Linked DNA regions of Homo sapiens: region 1 is linked to region 2. The links are chromatin loops, found by intact Hi-C in ENCODE. Cell type or tissue: CD4-positive, alpha-beta T cell. All regions are shown on one strand. Links, peaks and the distances in the headings refer to the core of each region. The heading gives the core; the rest is flanking DNA.

What was found. Peaks named below come from ENCODE experiments on the same cell type or tissue, not always from the same donor. Only the 100,000 strongest peaks of a DNase experiment are listed, where the experiment ranks them.
Region 1: a loop joins it to region 2, with 2.2 times the contacts of the local background. A loop is called at or near these places in 14 of 110 quality-filtered maps.

The regions. Positions count from the first base shown.
Region 1 is chr2:234,478,630-234,489,668 of GRCh38, reverse strand. No RefSeq gene overlaps it. Among named protein-coding and RNA genes, the nearest start is that of ARL4C, 13 kb to the left of the region's middle. In CD4-positive, alpha-beta T cell, for the core only: a CTCF peak has its summit at 5,609; DNase peaks (open chromatin) are centred at 5,568 and 5,988; H3K4me3 peaks cover 828 bases; H3K27ac peaks cover 1,995 bases.
Region 2 is chr2:234,369,497-234,380,535 of GRCh38, reverse strand. No RefSeq gene overlaps it. Among named protein-coding and RNA genes, the nearest start is that of LINC01891, 80 kb to the left of the region's middle. In CD4-positive, alpha-beta T cell, for the core only: no CTCF peak of the experiment used is centred there; a DNase peak (open chromatin) is centred at 7,265; H3K4me3 peaks cover 106 bases; H3K27ac peaks cover 169 bases.

The sequences.
Region 1 (11,039 bases), core at 4,603-7,102, 110 kb before region 2:
TAGGCACCTGTAATCCTAGCTACTTGGGAGGCTGAAGCATAAGAATCTCTTGAACCCGGGAGACGGAATTTGCAGTGAGCTAATATTGCACCATTGAACTCCAGCCTAGGCAACAGAGCGAGATTCCGTCTAAAAAAATAAATAATAATAAATCTGGGGCTCTGGATCTAGGAAGACGAGGATGGACGGTTTGTGTTGCCAGCCTGCATCACCACCCTCATGCTGATGACAGAAAGGGTGACCTCCTTCCCCTCCCCCTTCCCCCACTGCCAGGGCTCTGCCGACATCCCAGCACTGCACCTTGCTTTCTCTCCTTAGCACCTCCCAGTGTCTAGAAGACAACCCCTCTTGCTTCAGATTCTGTCCCTGAACAATTTTGTTTTCAGTTTTCCTTTCAGGAGTGTTTGTGTCGGGGACGATGCCTACCCCACAGAGGATGGACAGGGAGGAGTGTCAGGTGTCACTGGGTCTGCATTTGGGGATGTGATCTTGAATGAGTCACCTGTCTAACCCCACTCAACCTCAGACCGCTCAACTACAGGATGAGGCTGAGAATCCCCATCCTGCCTACCTCTCAGTATTGTTTTAAAGGTAAAATGAAACACTAGACAGAAAAGCACCATGCAAGCTGCAAGGCAAGTCACACACACGGCAAGGATGCATATGATGCTTCGGCTGTGACCCCTTCTCCCCGCTGATGGCAGGATGCCCCCTCCTGCGTGTAGGGGAATTCTGCTGGTCTGTTTTTCACAGACAGGCCAAACAGCCCTGGTGCTCGCTCCCTCTTCATTTTCACTGATAAGACTTCCAGCTCATGGAGAGTAAACCAAAGGAGACTTCCTAAGGGAAAACATCTTTCCTTGTGAGATTCTGGGCATTGAATCTTTAGTGGAAGTTTCCAGTAAGTGGCTGTGGGGGAAATGAGCCTCCTCTATCTGTGGTTTGCAGAATTCTCATTCTTCTAATGGCTACTCCTGGGTGTTTCCATTTCCTTAAACGCTAACTCACTGTGCAGTTAATTTCAACTGCCTATGCCTCATAACAACTAAAAAAACTACAATTGTAACATTTAAAAGGCATCATGGTAAGTAATGATCATTGCAACAGTTTATTTCATAAATATGTGTTTGAATCCATTATTACATGAATGAAAATTTGCATTGCTATGTAATTTGAAGTGTGCTGGGATGCTGTATTTATCATATAAAAAAGCTTCCAAAAACAGAATGGACAACCAATAGTGACACCCACAATATTGGGGAGACTGTGATATAGGCAAAGGCACTTGTCCTCAGAGGGCTGATATTCTAGTAGGTGAGTCAGGCCTAAATGATCAAGTGAGGTGCTTGACTCCAGTGCAAAGCATCCATCATTTTACCAAAGAGAAAGTCACAAATTTAACCAAACCCACCATTGCAAGCCACACCAGCCTTGGGATAGAGCCAGAAGCAATGTATGTTCCCTAAGGATATTACTCTGTGGTCCTGGTACCTGCCATGTGAAGAATTCTGCCCCCCTCAAAATCCTTCTCCAACTCTTTCAGAGATTTCCTGGGGCAGGGAGGGATGTTCATTGTACACATGTCCTCAGCCTCCTCCACATGTCCTCAGCCTCCTCCACTTCCTTTCCTTCCCTGACTCCTGGAGGCAGTGCCAGTTTTGCAGGTTTTGGAGAAGCTGATCATCATGATCAGCATGATGGCTCAAACTGCTAACCCCAAACACTGGTGACCCCACCTGGGTCCGCCCCATTCTCAATGTCCTGCAGATATTTCGGGGGCCTGGCTCCTCAGTGTCTGCTCTTGCACATAAGGAACACAGGAGTCAAAGAGCCCAGGGATTATCTGAGTGTCTAATGCTGTGCCATCCCAGAATCCCCCTTTTATCTGACACTGGCTCTCTCTCCTGGAGCCTTTCTCAGGTGTATCAGCCCACTAGTCCCCTCCATGGAGTTCTTCCCAAGAGATGCCTTAACTGATTAGAAATCCTGGGATGGATGGGAATCTTGGTGTGGGCCCAGCTCCGGGTTCTAAACCAGGGCTCCATCAACCTAAAGGGAGATGTGTGGTCTGCCTGCAATCCGGTTGCTGTCATAGAGTTAAGAATTTCCTGCAGAAGTATTGCGAATGACTACTTCCCCCTGAAATCCAGGCTGTGTCTTAATTCTGCTCTTCCTGAATCTGATTGTATAGATAATTGGATGCTGGAATCAGAGATTAAAGGGTCTGATATGGGGTGAAGGCCTCAGAAGGAGACACTGCAGGTAACCTATACAGTCAATATCTTATCTTGCTGGCAGGACCCTGATTTTGCTTGGATGGCACCTTCTGTCTCATGGTTTTGTATTCAGAAAAGGCTACCCTATCCCCAGCTTTAAGAGAAATTAATATCAACCATAAAATCAATCATTCCTGTTGCCCGCAATTTGCTTAGGATAGGTCCTGTTGCCATTCTGACCAATGAGGATGAAAGGAAAGGCTTTTTGTAGAAGAGAGAGCGGGTGGGCTTTGGAAAAAAAATTTTATATTGGAAAATGAGACATAGGGACCATATGGCTCTCCTTTGCTGTCTCTGAATTTCAGCAAATGAAGATGTGATGCCTGGAGTGACTGCAGCCATCCTGATCCCATGAGGAGAGCCAACCCAGACACTGAGGATGGCAGAAAGGAAATATGAAAGGAACCTAGGTCTTAGAAAATGTCATCCAACTGCTGGAATAACCAACCCCAGGACTGCCTGAACTCAGGGCTTGGGATTTCAGCTATCCTTCAGACACCATCACCAACCCTGATGTTGCAAAAACAATGAGAGCTCCCCACAAGAGCTGCCATGTGAGAGAAGCCTCTCCACCCTCTCTGTGTGTGACAAGAGGTCACAAGCAGATGGAAACCTGCCTTGCTTGGCCCAGGCTGGGGGAGTGGAAGGACTGACTGCTCCCATCCTGGTTTGACAATTACTGCCAAGGAGCCAAGGACATTCTGGCCACAAGAGTGTAATTCAGAGTAAACAGCTGAGAACGTCATTCATTGTTAAGCCCTTTACCACTGTTCATTTTCTCAAAAGAAATTATTCTGATAATATTAATTACTGCCATTCATGCAGTGTTTGTTTTATATTAGATGCTGAATTGAGCACTTGACAGTCATCTCATTTAATCCTCTCTGAAGCACTATGAGGTAGGCATGTACTTCCTGCCTCCACCAACTGCCTCCTTTGGATAGACAGACAGACAGATAGACAGACAGATAGATACTCTTAAAAACAAAGGTTGACCACTTTTGGAGTGCCAAGCACTGAGCCAAACATGTTAGTTGGGCTGTCCTTCTTACCCCTGACAGTAAACATCATGGAATCAGGACTATTTTTATCATTAGCCTCACTACAGAAATACAGAAACAGGCTTGGAGGTGCTGGGTGCCTTGCCAGGGTCACAGTGCTACTATGCAGAGTGAGGATTTGAACCCAGGCAGTCTGACCTCAGAGCCTGTGCACCTGCCATGAGGCAGCTCTACACAGCCCTGAGCTGGAAACTTGCACATGGCAGGTACCCCAGGATATCTGTCTCATGAATGGACTCCTAATTGGTGCAGCATCCACCACCATTGCAGCTGAGAAGGACCGCACAGGGATCTCTGAACCAGCGCCTTTCAAATCTGATGGGCATACTTACTGCCTGCCTGGGGATTCCGTTGCATCGCGCATCCTGACTTGGTGGGGCTGGGGTATGTCATGAGATTCTGCTTTTCTAGTAAGTTCCCAGTGAGGCTGATGCTGCTGTTCCCTGAATGCAAGCATCAGAGCATTCATTCATTTGTTGGGACCTTGGCTTTGTATCATGCCAGCACCCCAGAAAATTTCGTGCCTCAGCCATGTTTCTCTGGTCCCTTTAAAGCAGTGGCTGTCAACCATGGGTGATTTTGTCCTCCAGGTGCAATGGCAATGTCCTGAGACATGCTTGGGTGTCACCATTAAGGGGAGGGGGCTACAGGCATCAGGTGGGTAGAGGCCAGGATGCCACTGAACATCTTACCATGCCTGGGACAGCTCCCCAGACAATGATCTGGCCCAGAATGTCAATAGCACTGAGGTTGAGGAAGCCTGCAAGAGGTCCTTGCACTGGCAGTTCCCTCTCCCTAGGACACTTGTCCCCCAAGGGACTGCCTGGCTCCATCCTTCCTTTCCTTCAGGTCTTTGCTCCAACATCCCCTTCTGGGTCCAGCCTTGCCCAGCCTCATTTTAAATTGTAACTCCCATCCCTCACTGTCTCTCCCCTCCCTGCATCATTTTTCTCCATGGCACATAATTCCACTGACATAATACGCATTTTCCTCAATGATTTGTTCATTGTCTGTCTCTCCTATGTGTTAGTTTCCACTGCTCCTGAAAAAAATGGCCACAAACTTAGTGGCCCCAAATAACACAAATGCATTCTTTTACAGTTCTAGGGATCAGAAGGCCTCAAATCCAGGTGTCAGCAGAGGTTGCTCCTTCTGCAGCCCCAGGGGAGAGTCTGTTCCTCGCCTTCTCCAGCTTCTAGAGGCTGCCCATGTTCCTTGACTCATGGCCTCCCTTTTATTAGGTTGGTGCAAAAGTAATTGCCGTTACTAATGGTAAAAAATGCAATTATTTTTGCACCAACCTAATATCTTCAAAGCCAGCCGCACAGCACCTTCAAATCTCTCTCTGACTCTGGTCTTTCTCTTATAAGAACCCTTATGAAGACACCGGGCCCACCCAAATAATCCAGGACAAACTCCCCACCTCAAGGTCCTCAGCTTAATCACATCCACAGCGTTCTTTATGCCGTGTGGGGTAACATATTCACAGGTTTCAGCAATTAGGACATGAGCATTTGGGGGACCATTATTCTGCCCACCACACCCTCCTAGAATGAAAGCACCACGGAGGCAGAGAGTTTTATCCAACGTGTTGATTTCTAAATCCCCAGAGCCTAGCACAGGGCCTGATACTTAGGAATACCTAAATACCATTTAGTGTTTATTGGATGATGAATAACCCTTGGTTTTCAGAAGAAATAATCAGGAAACTGGAAGCAACAGAAGACACCCTCCCCATTGAAAATATGGCTCACCTGTAAGAGTCAAACTGTAATGTCGATTTGTCACGGATGAGTATCGGTATATAAGAAGGAAACTTAAAGAGACAGCCTACTGTCCTGGCCAGAGTTAGATCTGGACAAAGCAGTTAGTGGATCCACATAAGGATGGTGTCCACCCACAGGGCCCAGGCCAGCCAACAAGGCGTGGAAAACAGGAGACCCCAAGAGACGCTGGCAGCAGAGACCTCACTCTTTCAACAGCCAGTGTGGCCACTGATGGCTGCCATGGTTTTCCTACGTGGGGTGGAGAGCCTGGACAGCAGACACAAATAAATGCCCCCTTGGCAGGTACAACTCTAACGGCAAATTAACCCGTTTACATTTTGGTTTGTGAGTTGGTGTGTTAGTTTCCCAGGGCTGCCATGGCAACACACCACAAACAGAGGGGCTTTGGCAACAGAACTGTGTTGTCATCTAGTTGTGGAGGCTGAAAGCCTGAGACCGAGGTGTCAGCAGGGTTGGTTCCTTCTGAGGCCACCAGGGTGTGTGTTCCAGGCTTCTCCCCCAGCTTCTGGTGGTTTGCTGGCAATCTTTGGTTTTCCTGTTTGCGGCAGCATCACCCCAACCCTCACATGACATTCTCCCTGTGTGCAGGTCTCTGTGTCCAAATTTCACCTTTTTGTGAGGACATGATCATGTTGGAATAGGGCTCACCTAGTGACCCCATCTAAACTTGATCATCTGCAAATACTCTATTTCCAAATAAGGTCTCATTCACGGTACGAGGAGTTAAGACTTCAATATCTTTTGCAGGGGATGCCATTCAACCATAACTCATGATTTCTGTGAATTGAGACGTCGTGAATCTGAATCTCCAAGTTTAATTAGCTTCAAGACACCAGGAAACCACAAACTATGGGGAAGTCCTCACAGAAGGCACTGGGGACAGCTGCCTATTCACTGATTACACCTGGCCCTGTACCCACTTCCCATTCAGCCTCCTACGTTCACAGGGAGCTCTTATCTTGTTAATATTACATAAGTTTTATAGCTGAGTTTCAGGGTAAAAATCCGTGCTAAAATGCTATATTGGCTGGGAGCGGTGGCTCATGCCTATAATCCCAGCACTTTGGGAGGCCGAGGCAGGTGGATCACCAGAGGTCAAGAGTTTGAGACCAGCCTGGCCAACATGGCAAAACCCTGTCTCTAATAAAAATACAAAAATTAGCCAGACATGGTGGTGCATGCCTGTAATCCCAGCTACCCGGAAGACTGAGGCAGGAGAATCACTTGAACCTGGGAGGTGGAGGTTGCAGTGAGCCAAGATCGCGCCATTACACTCCAGCCTGGGTGACAGAGTGAGACTCTGTCTGAAAAAAAAAAAAAAAAAAAAAAAAAAAAAAAAAAAACTATCTTGAGATGTAACATATTGGCATAAATATTTGAATGCAGAAAAATAAGCCTGCTATGCCAGGAGTGAGGTAAGTCAAATCCCACAGTGAGGAGACAACTCAGAGATATGCATGTCACCATGCTTAGATGGATTTTTACTTAGAATGAGAAATGTGGTATGAATTAACAAAAATGCCAAAAGAGACAGTGTAACCTCAGAGCAGGTGGCAGTTTTGGAATCAGGCCTGTGTACATTCAAACTGTAGCTCAGGTTCATAACTACCATGTGACCCTGGGTAATTTTCTTAACTTTTCAGAGTCCACATCCATAGAAGATGCTAAATAAATGAACAATATTTTCATTCAATTCCTGTCACTTATTAGCTGTGTGACCCTGAGTAAATTGTCACACACTCACTCAGCCTGTTTCCCTATATTTAAATTGGTGCATAAGACCTACCTCACAGAGCTGCAAGTACTAAGAATAACCTATCATGAGACACAGATGCTCCTGAAGGAACCGTGTATGTGACATTTGTGACAGCCCCTAAACCTTGGTGGGATGTTAATTCTTCAACAAGATTGGAGAATCTGCTCCAAAATAAGTGCAAATAAGATTCTACTATTTTATATGGAAATACTAAAACTGAGACATGGAGATCACTTCTCTTGTTAGTAATGTTAGTGAATATAACTTTTTTTTTTTTGAAATGGAGTTTCGCTCTTGTTGCCCAGGCTGGAGTGCACTGGCGCGATCTTGGCTCACTGCAACCTCCACCTCCAGAGTTCAAGTGATTCTCCTGCCTCAGCCTCCCAAGTAATTGGGGTTACAGGCATGCGCCACCACACCCTGCTAATTTTGTATTCTTAGTAGAGACAGAGTTTCTCCATGTTGTCAGGCTGGTCTCAAACTCCCTACCTCAGGTGATCTGCCCTCCTCGGCCTCCCAAGGTGCTGGGATTACAGGCGTGAGGCACTTTGCCCGGTCTATAACATCATTTTGTGAGCAAATCAAGTTAATCCTCATCATCAATTTCTCCCTGTTCAATTCAATAAGATACTGTTCATCTCAAGGGAAACTTTTATAGATGTGGCCATAGAAACCCAGTGTATAAGACAGCCATTAGGTTGTCTCTTATATGCTTTGCCAGGTGAAAATGTCTCTGCTAAAGGTAGTGATATAAGCAAAAACCATTTACCTTTAGCTAATTTAACCAATTATGACACAAAAAAAATACTATCTTCAACAACAAAGACAACCTAATTTAAAAATGGGCAAAGAATTTGAATAGACACGTCTCCAAAGAAGATATACAAATGGCCAATAAGCACAGGAAAAGAGGCTCAACATCATTAATCATTTCTGGATTGCAGATAAAACCACAATGAGACATCATTTCACACCCCTGAGGATGGCCATAATTTTAAAATAAAAAACAAAAACCGGGAAACCAAACGTTGGTAACCCTCATACATTACTGATGAGATGTTAGATGCTGCAGCATCCGTGGAAACAATTTGGCCATTCCTCAAAAAAATAAACAGAATTACCAACGGATCCATCAATCCCTCGCCTAGGTCTCCACCCAAGAGAGTTGAAAGCATGTGTTTACAGAAAAACTCGTACATTTATGTTCATGGAGCATTATTCATAATAGCCCCAAAGTGGAAACACCCAAATGTCCATCGACTAATGAATGGATAAACAAAATGTGGTATATCTGTACAGCAGAATATTATTCAGCCATGAAAAGGAATAAGGCACTGACACACACTACAACACGGATAAACATAGCAAGCATTATGCTAAGTGAAAGAAACCAGACACAAAAGAACACATATTGTATGGTGCCATTTATAGGAAATGTCCACAATAGGCAAATCAGAGAGACAGAAAGTAGATGAGTGGTGGGCAGGGGCTTGGAGGGGTTGTGGGTGGGAGAGATTGACAGCAGTGGGTACAGGGTTTCTTTTCTGGGTGATGAAAATGTTCTAGAACTAGGCAGTGATGATGACTATACAGCACTGTGAATGCACTCAAAATCACAACATTGTTTTTTAAAAACATGAATCTCATAGTATGTGAATTTTATCTCAAGTTTTAAAATTGAAAAAGAGGTCAGGTGCGGTGGCTCATGCGTGTAATCCCAGCACTTTGGAAGGCCGAGGCTAGGGGATCACCTGAGGTCAGGAGTTCGAGACCAACCTGGCCAACATGGTGAAACTCTGTCTCTACTAAAAATACAAAAATTAGCCGGGCATGGTGGCACATGCCTGTAATCCCAGCTACTGAGAAGGCTGAGGCAGGGGAATCACTTGAACCCAGGAGGCAGAGGTTGCGGTGAGCTGAGATCATGCCACTGTGCTCCAGCCTGGGCGACAGAACGAGACTCTGTCTCAAAAAAAAAAAAAAAAAAAAAAAAAGAAAAAAGAAAAATAAAAAAATTGAAAAAGAAAAAACCCACCCAAACATAGTACCTTATCTGACAAGACTTGTCATCTTGAAAGATCCTTAGGAACGGATTCCTTTCTAGCCAGCCTGATGAGAATGATAAGTGATATCACAGTTTACTTGTTTGTACCCAGTAGAGACTGCCATTCTTATACGACTAAATTTGAACAGCCAAGGAAAATGATATCCCAGGCAGATTTAATTAAGTTATTAACGAGGGCTTGTTTGAGTTTCTGTTATCCACTTTAACTGCTACAGTTGGGCCCTTGAGTACTAAATCACATTAGAGGGTTCCTCTGGTAAGACTCAAGGGTTGAACAGGCCTGGGAGAAAAAAAAAAAAAAAAAGAAAAGAAAAAAACAGCCTGGTGCCATTGACCAATGATTTCTAACATTTCTTCTTTCATCTTTCAGATCTTAGGTTTTCACACTCCCAGAAATATGCACTGATTCCAGAACAGCACTCCATGGTGTAGGCTGTGACTTTGCCGTTTGTCTTACAGTAAAGTCAGGATGCTGATTCCAATTGCAGGTGCTTTGCCAAATGAAAGCATTTGAATGTCTACCTGTGTGCACATTTACACTCTTATACTCCTATAAGGAACTCATTCATCATTATAGTTCAGCCAAGGACTCAATAGTCTGTAAAAAGGGTTCTTGTGTTTCCAAGTTGTTCTTCCTTGACCAAGTTGATCTTCCAGATCGGTCTTTGTGTCTGGATCTTCTTAAACTCAGATTAACTCTTGTCTATCCGGTTCCCTTTTAGGATTATGATCAACACCATTCAAGTTAGACATTAATCTACCGTTCTTACTGACTTGCTCTGGAATGAACACATTCTATAGATCTTTGCTTCTCAAACTGTAATACACATAGGACTCACCTGGAGCACTTGCTAGAAAAACACCAAGTCTTGTTTATTAGGCCCAGGTGGGGCCCAAACTTCTGTACTTCTAACAAGCTGCCTGGTGATGCTGACCCTGCTGGTCTGAGTAGCAAGGAACGAAGCCATGGTTTCAGTATTGCAGAAGACAGATGCAACGCGTGATAGGCTGCCCTCGCATGTACACTTGCCGAACCCAGTGTAGAGGGTGAACGCTACAGAAGGGAAATGCATGCCCACAGCTGGAGAGCACCTGGAAAATGCGCAGCTCTGCCTTCATGACGTGGCTATTGCAACGGCCCCTGCCAGCACATGGGGCAGGAAGGGAAACAGCAATACCAGTTGGTTGCTGGTGTGGCCTCACATATTCATGAGACTTGTTTTGTCAGATTTCAAGGACATCTCTCAGTATCCATGACTTTCGTAACCTTTTTTTTTTTTTTAGAATCTTAAGATGCTTGGACCTCGGAATAGCTGCATGCATGACCCGAGGTGATGTGCAGTCTCAAGAGATGCTGGCAGTCACTACCTACACCCGACATCACAACCCCTCCTGGTCCCTTCCACGCCCACTGAGGCAGAATCTCCCTGCGCCCCTGCACACTCACATGTCTCCCCTTTCTCAGACCCATGGATCGAGATGGGACCATGCCACTGGTTCTTACCAATGTAACTAGAGGGGAAAAGGACAGTTCCAAGAGAATATCCATTCTCCTTGCTTCCATTCCCCTCTGGAGAGGGGAGTGGAGAGCAATGGATTCTAAGATAACTGAAGGAGGCTGGGCGCAGTGGCTCACACCTGTAATCCCAGCACTTTGGGAGGTTGAGGCAGATGGATCACTTGAGGTCAGTAGTTTGAGACCAGCCTGGCCAACATGGCGAAACCCCGTCTCTACTAAAAATACAAAAATCAGTTGGGCGTGGTGGCGTGCACCTGTAGTCCCAGCTACTCAGGAGGCTGAGGCAGAAGAATCGCTTGAACCCAGGAGGCAGAAATTGCAGTGAGCCGAGATCATGCCACTGCACTCCAGCCTGGGTGACAGAATGAGACTCTGTCTCAAAAACAATAAAAAATAAAAAATTAAAAAAAAATAAGATAACTGAGGGGCAAGATGAGAACTGCCTGGAAGCCTGAGTCACTTCTTCCTAGAGTCACTGTGCTCAGTCTGCAGCCAACTGTGATGTGAGCTAGACAAAAACTTCTGCTGTGTTGCACCACTGAGACTTCAGAGTTTATCTGTTGACATAGCAAAGC
Region 2 (11,039 bases), core at 5,726-8,225:
CTGAGTAGCTGGGATTACAGGTGCCCGCCACCATGCCCGGCTCATTTTTTTTTTTTTTTTTTGTATTTTTAGTAGAGATGGGGTTTTCACCGTGTTGGCCAGGCTGTTCTCAAACTCCTGACCTCAGGTGATCTGCCCGCCTCGGCCTCCCAAAGTGCTTGGATTACAGGCGTGAGCCACCACGCCCAGTCTCAGATTTTGAGGCTAGTGGGTTGCTCTCTGATAAATCCTCCTAAGACTCAGGCTGGTTCCCAGGTGACAGTGAGCAGGTCTATGCAAACCTACCTCCAAAGTCCAAGGAAGCTGAGAGGCCGAAGAAAGAGGCTGACAAATCCAGTTTCTTAGAAAGAAACATTTTATAGGGACTTATAAACAGAAGCCATGATGTCCTAGGAGGCCTCAAGATGAGATAGTGGATGGCTTCGCACCATTATCTCCCAGACCCACCGCTTATGTACCCAGGCAGAGGAATGTGTAGGACAACTGCTTAAGGGCAGGATTTACCATAAGTACGTGTTCTTATGTAAAAAACAGTAGATAACATAGAAATCTCCGAGGCCTTCCTGGAACTGGGGTTAATGAGAAGTACGTGGTGGATTAGCATCCAAGATGCAGTTGCTCTGGCCCCCACACCAAGCCCGTTTATGCCAGTTGTATTGGTTGTTATAGTGATGTAATTTAAATAAATACTAGCTGACTCTATGAAGCGTAAGTGCAAAAGGAAAGAGCTATCGTTTATATGAAAATGAAGATGAAGGCTCTGGAAAGACTAAGAATGAGTCTCTTAAAAATGTTTTTAAAAAGTTGTGGCCAAGACATTGGGGGGTGGGGTGGAGATTGTAAACATCTAGAAAGATTTGGGCCAGGTGCAGTGGCTCACGCCTGTAATCGCAGCACTTTGGGAGGCCAAGGTGGGTGGATTGCTTGAGCCCAGGAATTCAAACCCAGCCTGGGCAACATGGCAAAATCCCGACTCTATAAAAAGTACAAAAACTAGCCGGGCACGTTGGTGTGCACCTGTAGTCCCAGCTGTTCAGGAGGCTGAGGTGGGAGGATCAATTGAGCCTAGGAGGTCAAGGCTGCAGTGAGCCTTGATCTTTCTACTTCACTCCACTCCAGCCTCCTGGGTGACAGATCAAGATCTTATCTAAAAAAAAAAAAAAAAAGAAAGAAAGAAAAAAGAAAAAAAGTGAAAAAAAAGAACCCAACAATCCCATTACTGGGTATATATCCAAAGAATTATAAATCATTCTACTGTAAAGACACATGCACACATATGTTTACTGCAGCACTATTTACAATAGCAAAGACTTAGAACCAACCCACATGCCCATCAATGATAGACTAGATAAAAAAAATGTGGCACATATACACCATGGAATACTATGCAACCATAAAAAAGAATGAGTTCATGTCCTTTGCGGGAACATGGAAGAAGCTGGAAGCCATCATTCTCAGCAAACTAACACAAGAACAGAAAACCAAACACCACATGTTCTCACTCATAAATGGGAGCTGAACAGTGAGACCACATGGACACAGGGAGGGGACCATCACACACCAGGGCCTGTCGGGGGGTGGGGGACAAGGGGAGGGAGAGCATTAGGACAAATACCTAATGCATGTGGGGCTTAATGACGGGTTGATAGGTGCAGCAAACCACCCAGGCACATGTATACCTATGTAACAAACCTGCAGGTTCTGCACATGTATCCCAGAACCTAAAGTAAAAAAAAAAAAAAAATTACTATCTTTGTTCTGGTATATAGTTGTACTTTATACATTATGAATAAAAAAGAAAGATTTTACCCACATAGTGCATTGTGTATTTCTAAGTTCTTGCTCTACATTAAAGAAATCTTATCCGAAAAGATCAGATGATGCAATGAAGAGGTAGTATTGCAAGAAGGATGATGCAGAATTCCAGCAAGGAGACCTCACTCAAAGAACAGAACTTGGTTCTCACATCAAAAGAGGGATTTTTATCTCCAACAAATTATATTTGTGTCTCTTAAGTTAAAGTAACCTACTCTAAATATTTGTAATTTCTTAACTAGCTTTTTGTTTCACCGTCGACGACTCTCATGAATGCCTCAGATAGAAGGACTTTTTCTCTGTGTTTCTTTAAAATGAGAAGCTGGTCTGCTGTCGATGGCCTTTAAATACACCCTCCTCTGCCAAGACATGCTCTTTTTAGGTTCTGGGCACAACGCAGCAGATGGTGTTGCGCCGGGTAAGATGAGAGGTGCTGCATTCAGCAAAAAAAAAGCAGACGTCTCAGATGTCCCAGCGCGAGCCACTGGTTAATGGCCGTTTGGTTTTTGGTTTTTTTCCTAAGAAAATATGGGTGATTTCTCACTTTCACATGTCCCAAAGAGCTGTTACTTAGGAATGCTGACCTCATGGGTGGAATTAAAAATGAAATGTTGTGAAATTCTGGTGTGGTGGGTAGGAGCAGATGTGCAGCTCTGGGAAAGATCCTAGGAAGGGGTTTGTGCTCATCCTGCCCCATCAAAACTTACCCAGGAGTTTCTCTGTTGCCCTTGGGAAAGAAGTTGAAAAAGCTGGTCCCATTAGTCACCCTTGCTGGTGGCCTGGGAGGGCTGCATTCCCAAGCAGCATCCCACCGAGGGTCCCCCTGAAAAGGTCACACCCTGAGCTCAGTAATCATTCTCGGCAATGTGCGTGCTGTCAGGCATGGCTTGGAAGAAAAGCTTAGGAGGGGTTGCGGTTTCTGCCTTTGTGGATTTTGAGCATCAGCATCCACAAAACACACAAATTCAAACACATTAAATAATTGTCCTAAAACTCAGGCATGCCGCATCTGAAAGACACGTTGCTTCCTGACACACCGCCCATTTCCCCATACCCCTGCCATTTCCTTTCCAGAGCAAAAAACCCCACTGGCATCCCAACGCTAAATGGTTCATGCCCCCCTGAGTTCAAGGATCCTTTAAGAGTCCTCTGATAAAAGGGGAAAATGCCCTGATAATCCTAATGGGCTTCTCAGTTGCCAATGGAAATTTGAAAAATGTGAAAAATAACAGAGCAAGAAAGATTGTTCAGACGACTGTGGTTGGCAATAATTTGCCCATGGAGTTTTACAAAGGCATCCAAATTAAATCATTCCTCATGATGCATTTTGCTCAATATAGCTCCTGAATATAAAGAATAGTATGACTTATAAAATTCAGCAATAACACGTATGCACAAATTCAACATTTATATTGTTATTTTCTTCATTCGTGGGTTAATGAAGTTGAGAAACCAGCAAGAATGGGGTTGTCTAAAATGCCTGCTACTTTCGATGGCTTTTGGGGGGATAATCAGCACATTTTTCAATTATCCATTTTTATAATGTAAATGACTAATATTTCAGCCTTCATCAGTCATTGTACACTGGAACAAACTGATCGATCAGATCTGCTAGAAGGTGGGAGATGCTCAGTGCAGGACAAGAAGAGCAGGGAGGGCCAGGCACAGTGGCTCACGTCTGTAATCCCAGCACTTTGGGAGGTGAGGCAAGCAGATTGCCTGAGGTCAGGACTTCGAGACCAGCCTGACCAACATGGTGAAACCCCGTCTCTACTAAAAAATACAAAAAATTAGCCAGGCGTGGTAGTGCACGCCTGTAGTCCCAGTACTGGGGAGGCTGAGGCAGGAGAATCGCTTGAACCCGGGAGAAGCAGGTTGCAGTGAGCTGAGATTGCGCCACTGTACTCCAGCTTGGGTGACAGAATGAGACTCCATCTAAAAAAAGAGAGAGAGAAGCAGAGAGTGAGTCTTCTGGTATTAGATTGGTGCAAAAGTAATTGCAGCTTTTAATGGCAAAACCACAATTACTTTTGCACCAGCCTAATAAATAAGGGTCATCTCTGCCTGCTGGGAACTTTTCATGTAGAAGGATCTCCCAGACACCATCTCTCTCCTTCCCTGTGTCTCTTTCTTTCTTATTTCATTCCCATTTAAAGTTTTTATGATCTTTTGCCTAATATTTATTTTTATTAACTTCCTTTTCATTTTCCTTGTTTGCTCTCAAGGGTGTCTCTGAAGAAGACAGAGGACTTGAGTCTGCCTGTTGTCCTCAGCACAGACACACCCCGTCCTGACTGTGCAAGAGTAGAACGGGCTGTTGGTGTTTTATCACCGGAAATTTACTGATACAATTTTCTGATCTTCAGAAAATTTGGGAAAAATAAAAAATCAAGCTAGATGCAAATGCAGAAGAATAAAGGGAAGAAGGGAGGTGTTAGGCAGAAGTCCAGAGCTTCATCCTACCAATAATTTCAGAAGGAAAGTGCTATGATTTGAATGTTGGTGTCCCTCCAAAATTCATGTTGAGCCTGAACCCCCAATGCAACAGCATTAAGAGGTGAGACCTTTAGGAGGTGATTAGGTCAGGAGGGTTCCGCCTTCAGAAATGGAATTCATGACCTTATAAAAAGGCTTGGGTGCATCTGTTTGGCCCTTCTGCCATGAGAGGACACGTAGAAGGCCCCATCTATGATGCAGAGACCTCCCACCAGACACCCGATCTGCTGGTGCAGTGATCTTGGACTTCTCAGCCTCCAGAAGTATAAGAAATAAATTCCTGCTGTTTATAAATTATCCATTCTCGGGTATGTTGTTGTAACAGCACTAATGGACTAGGACAGAAGGGTGGACCCAGGTTCCTCTTGCTGCCTTCTGCTCAGGCCGAGTCCCCCCCAGCACGGCTGGGCTGCTGCACCTGGGTCTCACCTATCACCAAAGAGAAGCTGGGCAGGGCCTCAGGGAACTTCCAGAAACGTGAGGAGAGCATTCCTTCCTTGTTCACCTCTCCTGGGGACTTCATGATGATGTATATTCTGCTGAAACTGATCACAGATCTGGTATGATTCTATTCATTTTGTTTCACCATGAATCATAGTACTTGAAACACAGAAAGTAACATAGGGTCATCCTGTTCAATCCTTCTCTTTTTGTACCCCCTGCTCCACTCTCCCCACACTAAGGAAGAGAATAAAAAATAAAATGATGGACCCATCTATGTATGGCAGAATTTTAGTTCCTCTTCTATTCTTGCCAGCCTCTCTTCATATTCCTGAGTTCACAGGCACAAGTAACTGAACCAGCACTTGGCAAATTGTGGAGACAATTAGCCATTTGTTACTTGTTTTAATGAGCCAAGTGGATAATTGTTTCTGGCTAGAGCCACTGGGGATACAATCAGTCCTCTGCGTTCCTAATTTCTGGGTTAAATCTATGCTAGCGGAGTGGTCCTATCTGAAAAAAGACTGGAATGTTGCTCTTAGGATTGATAAAATGTTCTATCCTACTGCAAAAATCATCTCGTTACACCAGACCTGAGATTTACAGTTCACTCCTCACTCCCTTTAGGCGATGACAAAGGTGTTTCTTATAAGTTCCTGCAGGATGGTTGAGAGAGAGCAGAGGACAAGGGAACCATTCTCTTCTGCATTTCCAGGGGAGAGGACAAAGCCACAGGCATCTGCATGTGCCTGCAGCCATCTGCATGGCCATCTCTGCCCTTCTCTTGGGAGATCACAGTTTTGCTTATGTACAACCACTCTGAGCTCTCACTAAACTCATCTTTTCTATCTCAGCATTGAGGCACTGCGGGCGGCTCTCATGGGAAGTCCCTGATGAGCTCTATCAGAAAGGCAGCCTGCCTCTCCAGCCTCACCCATCAGGCCTGCTCTGAAAGCAGCTCCTCTCTTGCCAAGGCGAAGGCTTGGATTTACACCAGCTGTTGTGCACTCCGATTAAGACTGTCGTTGAATCAAACCCTTGAAAGCAGCCCTGATGCCCATGGTGTAGATTGAGTTTTCGTTCATGGGTCTCTCTGTGTGGAGTCTGTAGCTAACACAGATTTAGATATGGCAGTGAGCTCAACTGGAAAGAAGTCCTAATCGCAAGCACATTGGTACTTCTGGATAAGTTTTGGCAAAAGTTATACATTTTTTTGAAGGGTTTGAGGAAGAATAAAGATACACGAAGGCCTTTGTTAAGTAGCTGGATTATTCAATTATGCACAAAAATGGAGAAAAGACTTGGTACGAGTAATTTCAAATGACTGAACTATAATAAAAGTTGGCATTGGAGGATGGAGGACCCATTCTTGAGCGTGTGCGTGTGTGTATGTGTGTGCACGTGTGCAGCAAGGCGGGGGTTGCAGGGGTACGGAAACCTGCCTCATTTGCTGGTGCAACTAACCCTGCTCTTGTGACGTCATCTTTCCCCGCCCCTCCTCTGTAACCTGAAAGTTGTAGGAAAAGAATTGTTCACCACATTGTTTGTGTATGATTAGTTATTCAGCTGTACAAACTTTTTTCTAGTGTATTCACCTCCTAGAAATAGTGGAATTAAGAGAAAAAGACAACTAACTTATTGGAGACTCCTACTACCTACCGGGTGCATCACCTCCATGCCTCATTTAAGTCTCAAGGAGACCCTGGATGTAGGTGTTAATATTCTGTTTTTAAAGATGTGAAATCTGAGGATCAGAGAGGTTAAGTTATTTGCGTAAGATCACACAGCTAGTAGTAGTAGATACAAGAATTGAATAGAGGCAGTTAGTTGCCAAATGCACAGCTCCGTCTACTCTAAAACTGTAACCTAGATGTCAGGGGGACGTTGTCAGTCTTCCACCATTCCTGCAAGTTCCCAGGGGGCTCCTCCTCGTGGTCTCTTCTGTCCTAAATGCTTCTGAGTCTGTGTGAGCTGCCTCTGTTCCATCCCTTAGACACAATGATAAAAAAGCCCAGGCACCTCACCAGTTACATAAGGTATCTACTCACACCAAGCGTTTTGTGGGGCTAGGAACTTGACTAACAGAAGGTTTAGGGGTGAGATCACGAGCTGCAGTGACTTCCTCCTCTCTCCCCCTCCCATTCTGTTCCTTCCCCAGCTCACCCAGTGGGCTCCTGCTTTCGGAACTTTTGTAGAAAGTAAAGCAACCACACTCCATGACCTCTCTCCACGCACGCTAGAGCTGGGAGCACGCCATGGATGAAACACACGGTGAGATGCAGCTCAGGCTTCTCTCCGGGGGCTTCCAAGCAGCCCCACAGAGTTGTTCCAAAATGGAGTCACTCATACTTAAATTCCATGTCACCAAACTGAAACGACGTTGTTTATCTGACATTTGAGAAATCAGAAGGGAGATCCAGTTGTAAGCTATGTGGTAAGAAAGTCCCTCTGCTTCAATCCTTGTGAGGAAGGCAGCCTGAGGTGACCTGATGCCACCCCACCTCTGGTTTGTCTTATGCTATTTCCTTGTTCCTGCTCAAGCTGCCTTACAAAAACCAACTCTTCTGCCCACGGGGCAAAGCACCTTTTCTGTTTCATAGCTGGGTACATCATGACTCATGAATCAAAAACAAAATGGCAACAAGTTTAAAGATCGAATTGGCAAAGGCCAACTTTTTTTTTTTTAATTTGTTTTTGACAGAGTAAAAATCACCTTGTCCTTGAAGAAAAGCATCAAATGAGCCATTTTGTCTAAACTGCCAAATCCGATCTCAACTACACCACTATGGCAATAAGGCACTGATCAAATTTTCCTTTCTGGACATGGCCAGTTCTAACCAGAGGGGAAGGTTCATCATTTAGGGGAGAAAAATGATACAGTATTTGGGACACAATTATACTAAAAAAAAATTATTTGTTGTTTACTTGAAATTTAAATTTAACTGGATGCCCTATATTTTATCTGGCAACCCTAAGAAGGAGGCATAAGAAAGGGATTATGGCCGAGTGTGGTGGCTCATGCCTGTAATTCTAGCATTTTGGGAGGCTGAGGCAAGAGGACTGCTTGAGGCCAGGAGTTTGAGGCTACAGTGAGTCATGATTGCACCACTGCACTCCAACCTGGGTGACAGAGTGAGATCCTGTCTCAAAAAAATAAAAAAGGAAGCTTAATTTCATGGAGCTAATTTTCATGCAGGATATGCTTAGAGATTCAGAACTTGATCGTGTTTCCAATGCACAACTGTTTTGGGAGAGAAATAGTTTCTTAAATCCTTTGAGTTCATTTTCCATGAATTAACCAAGTATTGAAAACTTGGGTGAAGAGTGTTGTGTTAATTGGAAACATTGCTATCACAATCTCCAAGTATGGTTTTTAAGTAAGCCTGGGAAATTGCAGTTTGAAAATGCCATTAGCATCAATCAAAATGAAACACGAGCGTGACACCCAGGAAATGCCCTGGGAGGGCAGAGGGGAGAGAAAGAGGGAAAAAAAAAAAAAAAAAGGCAAACTTTTCTGCCTAGAAGCTCTCTGCAGCTTCGGGCATGCCACAGAGGAGGCTTTCTTGCCTCTCCACCTGCAGGAGCCTCACCTGAGAAGACAGAGAGCAGCTGCATCAGCTCCCGATATGAAAAAGTGAAAACAAACAAGCCCTGGGAAAATAGACATCATATAAATGTTTAATGTGGCTGCATTAACTACATAAAGGCATGCTCATGCTTTGTAGACAAAATAGTTAAAGTCTAATGCATGGCAGTGATCAGCAAATTATTAAATTGTGCAAGTGCTGATGCTCCCGTTTCCAATTTCCTAATGTTCCTGATGCCATTACAGGTAAATGGTGCCGGCCCCATGTGCACAGAGGGATCTTCACTTGCTTTCTTTTTTTTTTTTTTTGGTTTCCAAAGCTAATGGTTTTTCCCATTAGCCTTATAAAAGTAATGCATGTTCATGTTTTAAAAACTTCACAAAAGCTAGCTTGAAAAATATAATCCATAATCCCCCCTGCTCCCCAGTACTCACTTCTAATTCCAGATGTATTTCTTTTCTGTCTTTTTTTCTTTTTTAGGCACAGTTTTGCTCTGTCGCCCAGGCTAGAGTGCAGTGGCATGATCTTGGCTCACTGCAATCTCTGCCGCCAGGGTTCAAGCAATTCTCCTGCCTCAGCCTCCCAAGTAGCTGGAATTATAGGCACCCACCACCACGCCTGGCTAATTTTTGTATTTTTAGTAGAGACAGGGTTTCACCTTGTTGGCCAGGCTGATCTTGAACTCCTGACCTCAGGTGATTCACCCACCTCGGCCTCCCAAGGTGCTAGGATTATAGGCGTGAGACACACTGCACCTGGCCCTTTTCTGTCTTTTTAAAAAATGTCATTTTGTATAGAGCATACACTACTGTGTTCTGAGGTTTTTTTTTTTTTTTTTTTTACATTACCAAGAATTCCTTTTTAACATAATTTTAAATAGCAGCAGCATACTGGAAATAAATTAAAGGTATGATTAGCAGAAAAATGTATAACAAATGATCCTAAATATTAGCTAGAAGTGAGCCACAAATGCACCAGCTCTCTGCTAGCTGAAGCCAAGACATCCACACCACTAGTTTACAGGATTCATAATGTTTGTAAAATAAAACACAATATGCACTTCAGGGCCATGTTTTTCAGATATTGACACCCAAGGGGGAATTTTCTCCATGAACCCTTCTTGGGAGGATCCATTTATTCTACAAATAAGCCTGCATATGAGAGATAAGAAGGACACTGATGGGATTCAAGGCACACTACCTCAAAGTACAGCATGTTAGCACATTGAGTATTTTAAGCCAAAGAACTATAGGCCTGGTGAGATGGCTCACGCCTATAATCCCAGCACTTTGGGAGGCAGAGGTGGGAGGGTCCCTTGAGGCCAGGAATTTGAGACCAGACTGGGCAACATAGCAAAACCTCGTCTCAACCAAAAGTTAAAAAAAAAAATGACCCGGGTATAGTGGCATGCACCTGTGGTCCCAGCTGCTTGGGAGGCTGAGGCAGGAGGATCACTTGAGCCCAGGAGTTCGAGGCTGCAGTGAGCCATGATTGCACCACTGCACTCCAGCCTGGGCAACAGAGTGAAACCCTGTCTCTTAAAAAAAAAATATATTGAGGTGTGGCAAGTGCAAGAAGAGCGCTCTGACCTTCCCCTGCACTCTGACCTTCCCCTGCACTCTGACCTTCCCCTGAAGCAGGCCACAAGACCCTCATGTGAGAGGTGCCCCTCTTCTGAAGACACAGGGGCACGGAGAGGAATTGAACACACAGGACTTGCTAAATTTCCCTCAGTTTACTCATCCCCTTTAACCTACCACATCCTTCCATGGCTTTCTCATCTTTTATCAAACAGCATAAAAACACACAGGTTTAACTGTTTCTTCTGGTCTTCATGTCATTTGAGGGCTCTGTGTCATGTAAAACTTATTAAATAAATTTGTTGGCTTTTTTTTTGAGACAGAGTCTCACTGTGACACCTAGCCTGGAATGCAGTGGCACGATCTTGGCTCACTGCAAACTCCACCTCCTGGGTTCAAGCTTTCCAAGTAGCTGAGACTACAGGCACAAGTCACCATGCCCAGCTCATTTTTGTATTTTTAGTAGATACGGGGTTTCACCATGTTGGCCAGGCTGGTCTCAAACTCCTGACCTCAGGTGATCCGCCTGCCTTGGCCTCCCAAAGTGCAGGGATTACAGGCATGAGCCACCACGCCCGGCTGACTTTGCTCTTATTAATCTGCATTTGGTTACAGGGGACCCAGCCAATGAACCTAAGGTGGGTAGAAGGGGAAGATGTGTTTTCTTCTTACAACACGTTCATCCAACTTTCATTCTCATAGCACACCCATTGTCAGCTGCAGGTAGCAGGTCATAAGCTCTTAAAGGGGTGGCCTTTTCTACAGATTCCAGAAGATACAAGAAAATCAGCATCATTTTTCTTAGGTTTTTTGTAAATACGTAGTATCATTCTCTACCCCTACTATTGTGATTCTAGCTTTAATGCCTAAAAAAACCCAAAAAATCAAATAATCACAAGCTCATATTATGTACAAATTTGAAAATATAAATGTGTTCATAATAGTATTGTTTATCATGGCAGAAATATAAAGTAAAAATCACCTAAGTGTTCAGCAGTAAGAGAGTTGGCTAAGTAAATTATGGAACATGCGTACAATCCTTTTGGTATGTGAAAAATTATTCAGCCACAAAAAGCAACTATGATGAAGAAAATCTATTGATGTTAATTTTAAAAAAAGA